Regions from separate parts of the Homo sapiens genome. Here region 1 is linked to region 2. Evidence: chromatin loops called from intact Hi-C (ENCODE). Cell type or tissue: dorsolateral prefrontal cortex. All regions are shown on one strand.

Region 1 (5,000 bases), 76 kb before region 2:
TTGAGACGGCGTCTCACTCTGTTGCCCAGGCTGGAGTGCAGTGGTGCGATCTCGGCTCACTGCAACCCCCACCTCCCGGGCTCAAGTGATTCTCTTGCCTCAGCCTCCCGAGTAGCTGGGATTACAGGCACCTGCCACAATGCCCAGCTGATTCGGTGGTGGTTGCTTTTGAGATGTCTTTCTGACCTCAGGTCCCAGGCTGGAAATTCTATATAGCAACCTTCTTTCCCAGCTTCCCACAGATTATGGGGATAGAAGAAATGACATTTATTAAGCACCTGCTGGCACTGTGTTGGACACTTTGCATGTGTTATCCCATTTAACCCTCATGATTTCCTAATGTGATAGCTAATACCTTCCCTCCCTCCCATTTTAGAGATGAGAAAATTGTGGCTCAGAGAAGTTAGGCACCTTGCCCAAGGTCACACTGTTCTTAATGTGCAGAATGTTACAGGTATTAGAATGTGCATGAAGCTTTATTCATAATAGCCAAAAACTGAAAAAAAATCCAGCTACTTATCAGCAGGAGAAGGGTTGAATGACTTGTGGAACGTTCATATGATGGAGTACTCTATAGCAGTGAAAAATAATGAGTTACCGATACAAACAGCAACATGGACAATAGACAGACATAAGTTGAGCAAATGAAGCCAACATAAAAAGATATATACTACATGATTCTATTTATATGAAGTTCACCAACAAAACTAATTTGTGGTGGTAGGGGTCAGAATAATAATTACCTTGGCCGGGTGCAGTGGCTCAGTCCTGTAATCCCAGCATTTTTTTTTTTTTTTTTTTTTTTTTTGTGAGACAGAGTCTTGCTCTGTCGCCAGGCTGGAGTGCAGCGGCGCGACCCCAGCTCACTGCAAGCTCCACCTCCTGGATTCAAGTGATTCTCGTGCCTCAGCCTCCCGAGTAGCTGGGATTACAGGCACGCGCCATAACACCCAGCTAATTTTTGTATTTTTAGTACAGACAGGGTTTCACTATGTCGGCCAGGATGGTCTCGATCTCCTGACCTCGTGATCTGCCCACCTCAGCCTCCCAAAGTGCTGGGATTATTGGCACCTGGCCAATCCCAGCACTTTGAGAGGCCTAGACAGGTGGATTGCTTAAGGTTGGGAGTTCGAGACCAGCCTGGCCAAAATGGCGAAACTCCATCTCTACAAAAAATACAAAACTTAACCAGGCATGGTGGCGGGTGCCTGTAATCCCAGCTAGCTACTTGGAAGGCTGAGGCAGGAGAATCGCTTGAACCCAGGAGGCGGAGGTTGCAGTGAGCCGAGATTGCGCCACGCACTCCAGCCTGAGCGACAGAGCAAGACTCTGGCAAAAAAAAAAAAAAAAAAAAAAAAAAAGAATAATCGTTACCTTAAGGTGATGAGGGGATGAGCTTGAGCTCATGGTGATTGTGGTATGAGGGGACTTCTGGGGGTGCTGGAAGTGCTTTATCTTGATCTAAGTGGTTAGTGTTATGTGAGTGTGTGTATACTATGTAAAAACTCATCCCGCTGTACCCTTAAGATTTTTCTTAACAAAAGAGAAAGTCAATAAATAAATGTCTCATATATATCATTTTAAAAGATGCAGGTCTAAGATTCGGGTAGCTCAGTTAACTCCGGCTGTGCATCCTGGCAGGAAGTGGGGCTGGGGAGGCCGACCCTGCCCACTATCCCTTTGAAGGCACACGTCCTGAGTCTTTGCTCAGGGACAGGGGTGTGAGCTTCCAGTCCCCAGCAGCACACCCTGCTAGCAGCTCTGCTTCCTGTGTCCACCCGGCAACTCGTGGGTAGGGGCACGTTTTCTCCAAGCCGCCCCTGGTTTTGAATTGGGTGGGGTGAGTTCAATAAGACCTTCTTAGGCTTCCCGGGAGGAGGCCTGGGGATGGCAGGAGGCTGGGAGGCCGGGAGAGAGACATTTCTGTGCATTTTGATGGGCCCTGAAGAGCATTCTCCCTGAGTGCTCAATGATATGCCAGAGCATGTCTCAAATGCGGAGGATGGGGAGGCCGGCTCCCTGGCAGATCTTCATGGAGAAGCTGACTCCAGCCGGCTTGTGTGCCCGTCCCAGAGGAGCGGAAACAGAGCCGAAGCCCACACCCCCAGGGCCCAGGCCCAGCCCTTCCAAGTCCGGAGCTCACCCAGCCTGCCCCTCGGCTCCTTCATCCTCCTCCAGACACCGTCCCTTCTTCTGTCTCTGCATTTCCCATCCTCTCCGCCCCTCCCTGTGCTGCTCTGTCTCCACCTCCCTGCCCCTGTCTCTCCATCTCCATCTCTCATTTCTCCCCCAGGCCCCCTGCTCCCCGCTTCCCCGGGCTGTGCTTCCTCTCTAGCCCAATATAAATAATAGAAATTAATTTGTCAGCCAGCACACGCAGCCCAGGCGGCGCAGTAGCGAGCTGAGGAGGAAAGCTGGTCGAAATAATTATTCTTGACTTACGAAATCATTCTTTTTATTCCTGAAGGCTAATGTGCGAGCAGCGCCGGGCCGGGCTGTGCTAATGGCGGACAGCGTGGGCCTGCGGAGGGCGCGCAGCCTCTTCTGTCCTCCTGTAATGAGCAGAGCCCCCACTCACAGCCCATCCCACTCTTCATTTAAAAGGCAAATGAAGCGTGGAGAGGCACTCTCTCGGTTAATGCAGTCACAGGTGTGGTTTTAAACAGGATTTGTCCTCAGGAGCACTCCCTCTGTCCCGAAGTTCCCGTCTCAGAGCGCGCGCTCTCCCCAGGTCAGCTCCAGGCAGGTGTGGGGAGGAAGCCCCTCCGCAAGGGGAAGGAGCCGATGGTTACCGAGGCTCTGCCGTAGGCCAGGCACTGTGCCACGCACGCGACTCGCGAGCACGCGTTGAATCCTTGCAAACATCCCGGGAATGAAGTCGGACAATTATTCCCACTTTTCCCAAGAGAAAACTGAGAGCATAAGCAACTTGTGCAAGCTCAAAGGGAAGAATCACCAGTGACCAAGGGAGATCTACAAACTCTCTCGCCCCGCAAGAGGGTGGAGGGAGAGGGAGGCGGTGGGGGGTTGAGGAGTGTATCAGTCAGTCCTGGCAGGGAACACAGGAAACACGCCAAGGTTTCATTGAAGGGGCATAAATGAAGAGGCTATTTACAGAGGTGGGGGGCAGCTTTAAGGAAACTATGATAAAGCACCCAGGGTGGCTACCATCCCAGGAGGAGAGGGAAAGGGCGGGAGCTGTGGCCATGGGAGCTGGCAGCCCCCGCAACAGGAGCTGCAGCCTACAGCCTTGGTAGAGAAATGTAGCCGCTGCCCAAACTGCCGCCTGGCAGCGAGGGAGGGGGTGGATAGACGCCCTGGGCTTTATCTCCTCCTGCCTTCAGATCTACAGCAGTGCCTCCCATTGCCTGCATCCAATTAAAAGCCAGAGGGCAAGAGAGTCCAGTGATGCAGTCGTAGAGGTCAGCCTTCCAGGCACAAAGCAAAGTGGAGGACAGAAACCAGCACCAGATGAGATGTTCTCCTGGAAGCTTTGGGAAAGGCCATCTCAGTCCCATAGAGACTGGAGACTTTAGGAAGAGAGAGCCCCCAGTCTTGGAAAAACAATTCCTAATAGGAGAGACACCAGTTCCTGTTCATAAGAGGTACCAAGTTGGGCGTCCTTGGACCCAGACATAAGCTGGGGAGCCAGAGAAACCTGGATGGAACAGGGACCCTAAGAAGTGGCTGAATAACCACCAGGAGAGAGGGAGTGGCTTCCTGAACAGGAGCTGACCTGCAAGACCGGAAGAGGGAGGAGGAGAGGAGCTGGCTGAGTGATGAACAGGGGCCAGCACTGAAGTACTGGGAAGAGATGAGGGGCTACAGCGTTGGTGGCAGGGGAGCGCAGAGCCTGCATAAAAGCATCCAGGTAGGAAAAGGTGTCTGGAGAGGTGGGCAGGCAGGGACGGGGGACCCAGGATGACTCCTGGGTCTACCCAGCAGGAGGCTGAGGTCATGAGTGAGCTGTGGGCTGAGTGAATCCGTCTCCCTGCTTCATTTTGGAGGTGAGGCAATGTGGCCAGAAAAGGCTATGATTACCCCAAGCCCACATGGGAACGGCTGGGTGGGCTGCCAAGCCGGCGAGGTGAGTGGCAAGGCCTATGGCTGGAGTGCCCAGCTGGCCTCCCTGCTGCATCTGCGGCCCCTCATCCCATCCATCTTCCTCCCACACAGCAGCCACCGGGATCTTTCCAAAACACGAGCCCGATCACGTCACTCACACTTGAGCCCACTGGATGCTCTCCACTGCACGGATCAAGTCTAAAGTCCTTCACTCCTTCCAAGGCTGACAGGAGGGCCATCAGCCCCCCTACACTTCCCCGTATTGAATCATAGCGTCTTATGTCTGCGCCTTGTGCAAGTTCCCTCAACTTGAAATTCTCCTGCCTGCCCACTCGGGCCCCATCTGGCGCCCAGCCTCGCTGTACTGTCACTTCCCTCGGGATCCTTTCCCAACACTCCTCTGCCTTTCTAGTTCTCCCGTTATAAAACTTACCAGGAGACAAAGGCACCTGTCTGTGTTCTTATCTTTGTCTCCCTGACTGTAAACCCCAGGAAGGCAGTAACTTTGGCTGGGTTGTTGTTACAACCTCACTGCTCAGCAAACGCACAGTGCCTGGCACTTAGTAGGTGCTGCATGTACGTGTTATAATCCATTCAAGGGAACAAGCGAGGAAAGCTTGATGTGTGCTGACATGGAGCCACCACCACGACACACTGTCAAGAATTCAGGACAGGCTGGGCACGGTGGCGCATGTCTGTAATCCTAGCACTTTGGGAGGCCAAGGCGGGCGGACCACTTGAGGTCAGGAGTTTGAGACCACCCTGGCCAACATGGTGAGACCCCCATCTCTACTAAAAATAAAAAAATAGCCGAGGGTGGTGGCGCAAGCCTGTAATCCAAGCTACTCGGGAGGCTGAGGTAGGAGAATCACTTAAACCCAGGAGGCGGAGGTTGCAGTGAGCCAAGATCGCGCCATTGCACTACAGCCTGGGTA
Region 2 (5,000 bases):
CAGCAAATTTCAAATACTATTTAGCATGGGGCAGTTTTTTTGGATTTATAAATTGGATTGAATCTCAAAAATTCATTGAAATGATGTGTGATTTATGGAACAAACTAAACATATGGAGGGTTTGTAGAGTAAAGGAGTTTCATTTTCAGCAGTTGTAGAAGTCTTGCTGAGGAGGCGACTTGTCGAGCAGCTTGAGATTATTATGGATTTTTACAGTAAGAGAAAATTGTAGGTAATAGCCTAATATGGTCTAATCTCAACTTTACCAGTCCCTGCCTCCATAAGAGTATAATAGTTTATGTGATGGCTTGAATGCCAGATGACCAGGTCCAGTGTGTGTGAGGGTGTGGTGAGTGAACTTGTTGGTATGTCTAGAGAACTTGGTCAGTTGTATCAGATAGACCTTTTAGGGTTATGAGGAAGAGATGTTAACTTCAGGAATGGGCCTTTGAGTGTACAATAGTGTAGGATAGTGTCTGTTTATTAATTGTGCATTCACTCTGGGTCCTCTTCCTTCCTAGACTAGGAGTTAGAGTACTCTTGGTGGAGAGAGCTTAGAATCACTTGGAAAACTGTGTAAACTCTAGTGACCTGCCCTCTCTGTGCCATAGTGTTTGTGAGAGGGTCTTTTTGGATAGTTTGCTAACATTCCTGTGTAGTTGCCCTTGTTGAGCCAAGTTTGACCCTAGGTGTCCAGTCAGTCTATGGCATCCTTTGCTGGGACACCAATAGCTGGTTCAGCCTGGCACAATCAGAATATTAGGGTTGTCTTCACTGATAGACACTGGCAACTTTATGCTGGAAGAACTTCTTGGGACACTTTTCCTGGGGAGGGGATGGTAGATTGTAGGTGGTTTGTAGCAGGTACTAAGGACCTTCAAGACTTCACCAGAATGCCAACATGTGGTTGTAAGAAGGGTTATGCTTGACGTGCCGAAAGGTTAGAATAAGATTGAAAACTAGCATTGGAGTAGGCTGTGGAGTAATAGAGCTTTGAAATCCTTTTTGAGGCTTTATGTGCTTTCAAAGAGGATGGCTTCTGGCAGTGGAGAGTAGTTTTTTCCATAAAACATTTACTTTGCAAATATATAACAAAAGACTGTTTCCACCTATATGACTGAAAAATGGAGCATTGACTATAAAACACATCCTGTTATATTTTCCTGATTTGAACACAAAAGACATGTATTGCTCATCTAACACTGTGTATTTAATATTTCCTGCGTATGAGTGAAACCTGTTAAACAAGGTGAAGAAAATCTATAAAAGGTTAAGATGTTTTTAAAAACAATTTTTGGGGCAGCGTTTTGAAGACCAGTGTGTTTACTCCTTGAGGATTTATTAATGTTTAATTGGCTCTTTCGTGTTTATAGTGCTCTGCTGCAAACACCTTTTTTGATTTTACCAGTAGCTGCACTGCCATTTCTTTATACTAGAAGAGCTAGAAGATTTGCTGCCAGGGCCAGCATTGTGCATGTCGTACTTTCATGCATGTATTATTATTTTAAAAAATCCTGTGTCTGTGGGAGCAGGTCAGCTACATTTCTGATACACGTATGTTTTAGCCCTGGCTTCAACAAGGAGCAGCATGTTGTGATGTAAAGAACTTTGATTTTGGAGCCAGAAAGCCCAAGTTAGCATTTTGGCTCCACCACTTGTTAGCTTTGTTGCCTTGAATAAGACAACCTCTCTTTATTTCAATTCCATTACCTGCTTTACAGGATTGTTGAAAGGATCAAGTATGTTAATGTATATACTAGTACTTTTTAGCTGAACAGAGAAAATTTATGTTTAGATTCTATCCATCTCATTGATTCTTTCTATTAAAGACAGATGATCCTGGCACACTTTTGCTTAAATTTTATTTCAGTGTTCTGTGTTTGGCAATTTGGACTTGGCCTGTAATATCTTCTGTTGCTGAACCCTTTCTTCTCTTCATCGCTCTTCCATACCATCTGTAGCTATGATTGTCTGTAGTTGTCACCAGAGACTTTGTTGCTCTTTAAATAGTATATTGTATGTTACAAAATACATAATTTCTACCTACCAATTTTCTGATCTTATGGTCTATTTTCATATCTTATGGTCATGAGCTAAAAATTAATGTTTGCTTATTGGGGAGGGGCATGATAGCAGCAGGCTGGAGACCTTCAGGTGAGGCTTTGATTTCAGTGATAGGTGAGGATTGAATTCATGAATGGCTTGCAAATATTGTGGGACTGGCCTTGTACCTCAATCAGTTTGTGTAACATTTTAGAATGTAGTAGCTTTTCTCCATTGTCATTTGAATTTTGATGAATAATGATTTATTTTTCTGTCTTTAAAAAGGGTTTTTTTTTTTCCTGAGATAGAGTCTAGCTCTGTTGCCCAGGCTGGAGTGGGTTTTTTTTTTTTTTCTTTCTTTTTTTGAGATAGACTCTTGCTCTTGTCACCCAGGCTGGAGTGCAGTGGCGTGATCTCGGCTCACTGCAACCACCACCTCCTGGGTTTGAGTGATTCTCCTGCCTCAGCCTCCTAAGTGGCTGGGATTACAGGAGCCTGCCACTACGCCCAGCTAATTTTTTTTTTTTTTTTGTATTTTTTAGTAGACGTGGGGTTTCACCAGGTCTCGAACTCCTGACCTCAGGTGATCCACCCGCCTCGGCCTCCCAAAGTGCTGGGATTACAGGCGTGAACCACCGTGCCAGGCCAAAAAGAGTTTTTTTTTTTTTTTTTTGGAATGTACCTGTAAACCCAAAAGGACCTGAGGTAAGAAGTGGCAGTTTTATGGAGTACTTACATAGTAAAGAGGAATAATATTATAAAATATTATGGTTTTAAAATGCATGGCCTCCAGTAGTTTTTGTGGCTTATATTCAGAAGTTTGACTTAAAAAGAAATTCCAGAATTTCAAAAATTTGTTAGCCATAAGTATTTTGTGACTATGATGTTAATGAATTTGCACTCCCCCTGCTGGCTGACTTTTTAGGAAGACAGTGAGTTAGGAAAAGCAGAATCCTAATTCAGACCTGAGAATATCTGTCAAATTTTTTATTCTCTGTAGAAGTGGCTAAAGTTATAGGGGGTATCATTTTGAGTAAGAAATTGATTGCATTATGTCTTTCCTCATTTGGACTTGTTTGCAGTGATGTTTAGTGCCAAGGGGATATTCACTTAGTTTTTTTTTTTTTTTTTTTTAAGTAGGTTTAGATTTTAGTTAACACTATATACCATATATTTACTCTTCTCTGTTTGTGACGGCCACATCAGGTACCTTTTTCACCCAGTTTTTTTTTTTCAAACAGAACAACTTGTAATTTCTGTGCCTTTATTTGATCATTTATTCATTTATGGGATGTGGCTTAGTTTCTGTAAAGCACTGATAGGTGTTGAGGTGGATGTAGAAGGATGAGATATGGTACTCCATGAAGCCTTAAAGCTTCTCTGCTGGAAATCTGTACCATATGCCAGTGAAATGTTAAATAAAAATGAGAGCAATGTCTAGTTAAATAGCATAAGGCCGGGCGTGGTGGCTCACACTTGTAATCCTAGCACTTGGGAGTCCCAGGCGGGCAAATCACTTGGCAAGGAGTTCAAGACCAGCCTGGCCAACATGGTGAAACCCTGTTTTTACTAAAAATAAAAAAATTAGCCAGGCATGGTGGCACACTCTTATAATCTAAGCTACTTGGGAGGCTGAGGCATGAGAATTGCTTGAGCCTGGGAGGTGGAGGTTGCAGTGAGCCAAGATCGTGCCACTGCACTCCTGCCTGGGCGACAGAGCTAGGCTGTGTCTCAAAAAATAAAAATAAAAAAATAGCATGATGAAAGTAAACAGTTTGATTTCAAAGATGAGAAAGGCTATCATAGTGTTGTAGATAAAGTGGGTATCAAGAGTGACTAGAAAAGGACACTGAAGAAATGATGTGGTCTAGGTAGACAGGAGCGGGGAGGAAAAGGACAGGCATTCCAGGCTGAGGGGACAACATGATAAAAAAGACGAGTAGGAAATTAGTGTAATTTATTAAGGGTACAGTGAAAAAAGAACTGTTTCAGGGGCTTTACGTACTTACTTGATTTGATCCCAGCATTAATCTTCTGGTGTGGTATGAGTGTCTACATTTCACAGGTGAAGAAAGTAAGACTTACAGGGGTTAAAACTATTATGAAATATTATGAAAGAATTATGAAACTTCTAGGTTTTCATCCTCCATATATCTGGCTGCAAATAAGTCTGTGCTCCTCTAGCAATAACTTCAGAGAGAGTTGGTTAGTACCACAGAGCCTTATGTATTATGATGTGTGGTTTTCACACTCCAAAATTTACTTAGAAATACTTCTTTTTAAGCATTACATATGGATAACTGGAGCTTTATTCTAATATTTCACTGTTTTTAGAGCCTTGTAAGCTTATTGAACTATTTCAAGTAGAAATAGAAAATATGTTGTATGTGTTTTGCTGCTCTGCATCATAAGCATTTTCTTATAATCTTTCCCAGTGTTGTCACTGATGCAAATGGAATAATTGATTCATAACATTCTTTCTTATTAAGTTGGGCTATGACTTCAGAATTATTTTTTAAAAATGTGCTCAAAGAGGAAATAGCCTAAGAAAATTTTATTTTTTAAGTTATGTTTTGATTTCTGTTTACTTTTTTATATGTTTACTTTTTATTGAATTTTTTAATGTTAAAAAATTTAATTTTTAAGTTATATTTTGATTTTTGTTGTTTTTTAACCATATGTTTACTTTTTATTGAATTTATTAATATTGCAAAGTTCTTGCACTGCCAAACCATGCCTAAGAATTCAAAGAAAGAAATGGTACAGTAGACGGCCTCATTCACCCATCATACAGTATCTTAAAACTTGATTCATGTACATTTTGATATTTTCATAGTCTTTTAAGAAGTTATAACGAGTTGGAATTTAAATCTGCTGCAGGGGCTGAGCACAGTGGCTCATGGCTATAATCCCAGCACCTTGGGAGGCTGAGGCTGGAGGATTGCTTGAGCCCAGGA

The links. A loop is a pair of places that touch in the nucleus more often than their neighbours do. Peaks named below come from ENCODE experiments on the same cell type or tissue, not always from the same donor. Only the 100,000 strongest peaks of a DNase experiment are listed, where the experiment ranks them.
Region 1: it touches region 2 in a loop (2.1-fold over the local background); 43 of 110 quality-filtered maps call a loop at or near these places.

Annotation. Positions count from the first base shown.
Region 1 is chr6:37,781,454-37,786,453 of GRCh38, forward strand. No RefSeq gene overlaps it. Among named protein-coding and RNA genes, the nearest start is that of ZFAND3-DT, 35 kb to the right of the region's middle. In dorsolateral prefrontal cortex, a CTCF peak has its summit at 2,535 (motif pointing right); DNase peaks (open chromatin) are centred at 2,068, 2,498, 3,278 and 4,403; H3K4me3 peaks cover 1,844 bases; H3K27ac peaks cover 1,533 bases.
Region 2 is chr6:37,857,481-37,862,480 of GRCh38, forward strand. All of the region lies in intron 1 of ZFAND3 (zinc finger AN1-type containing 3), which reads left to right. Among named protein-coding and RNA genes, the nearest start is that of ZFAND3, 40 kb to the left of the region's middle. In dorsolateral prefrontal cortex, a CTCF peak has its summit at 2,953 (motif pointing left); a DNase peak (open chromatin) is centred at 2,954.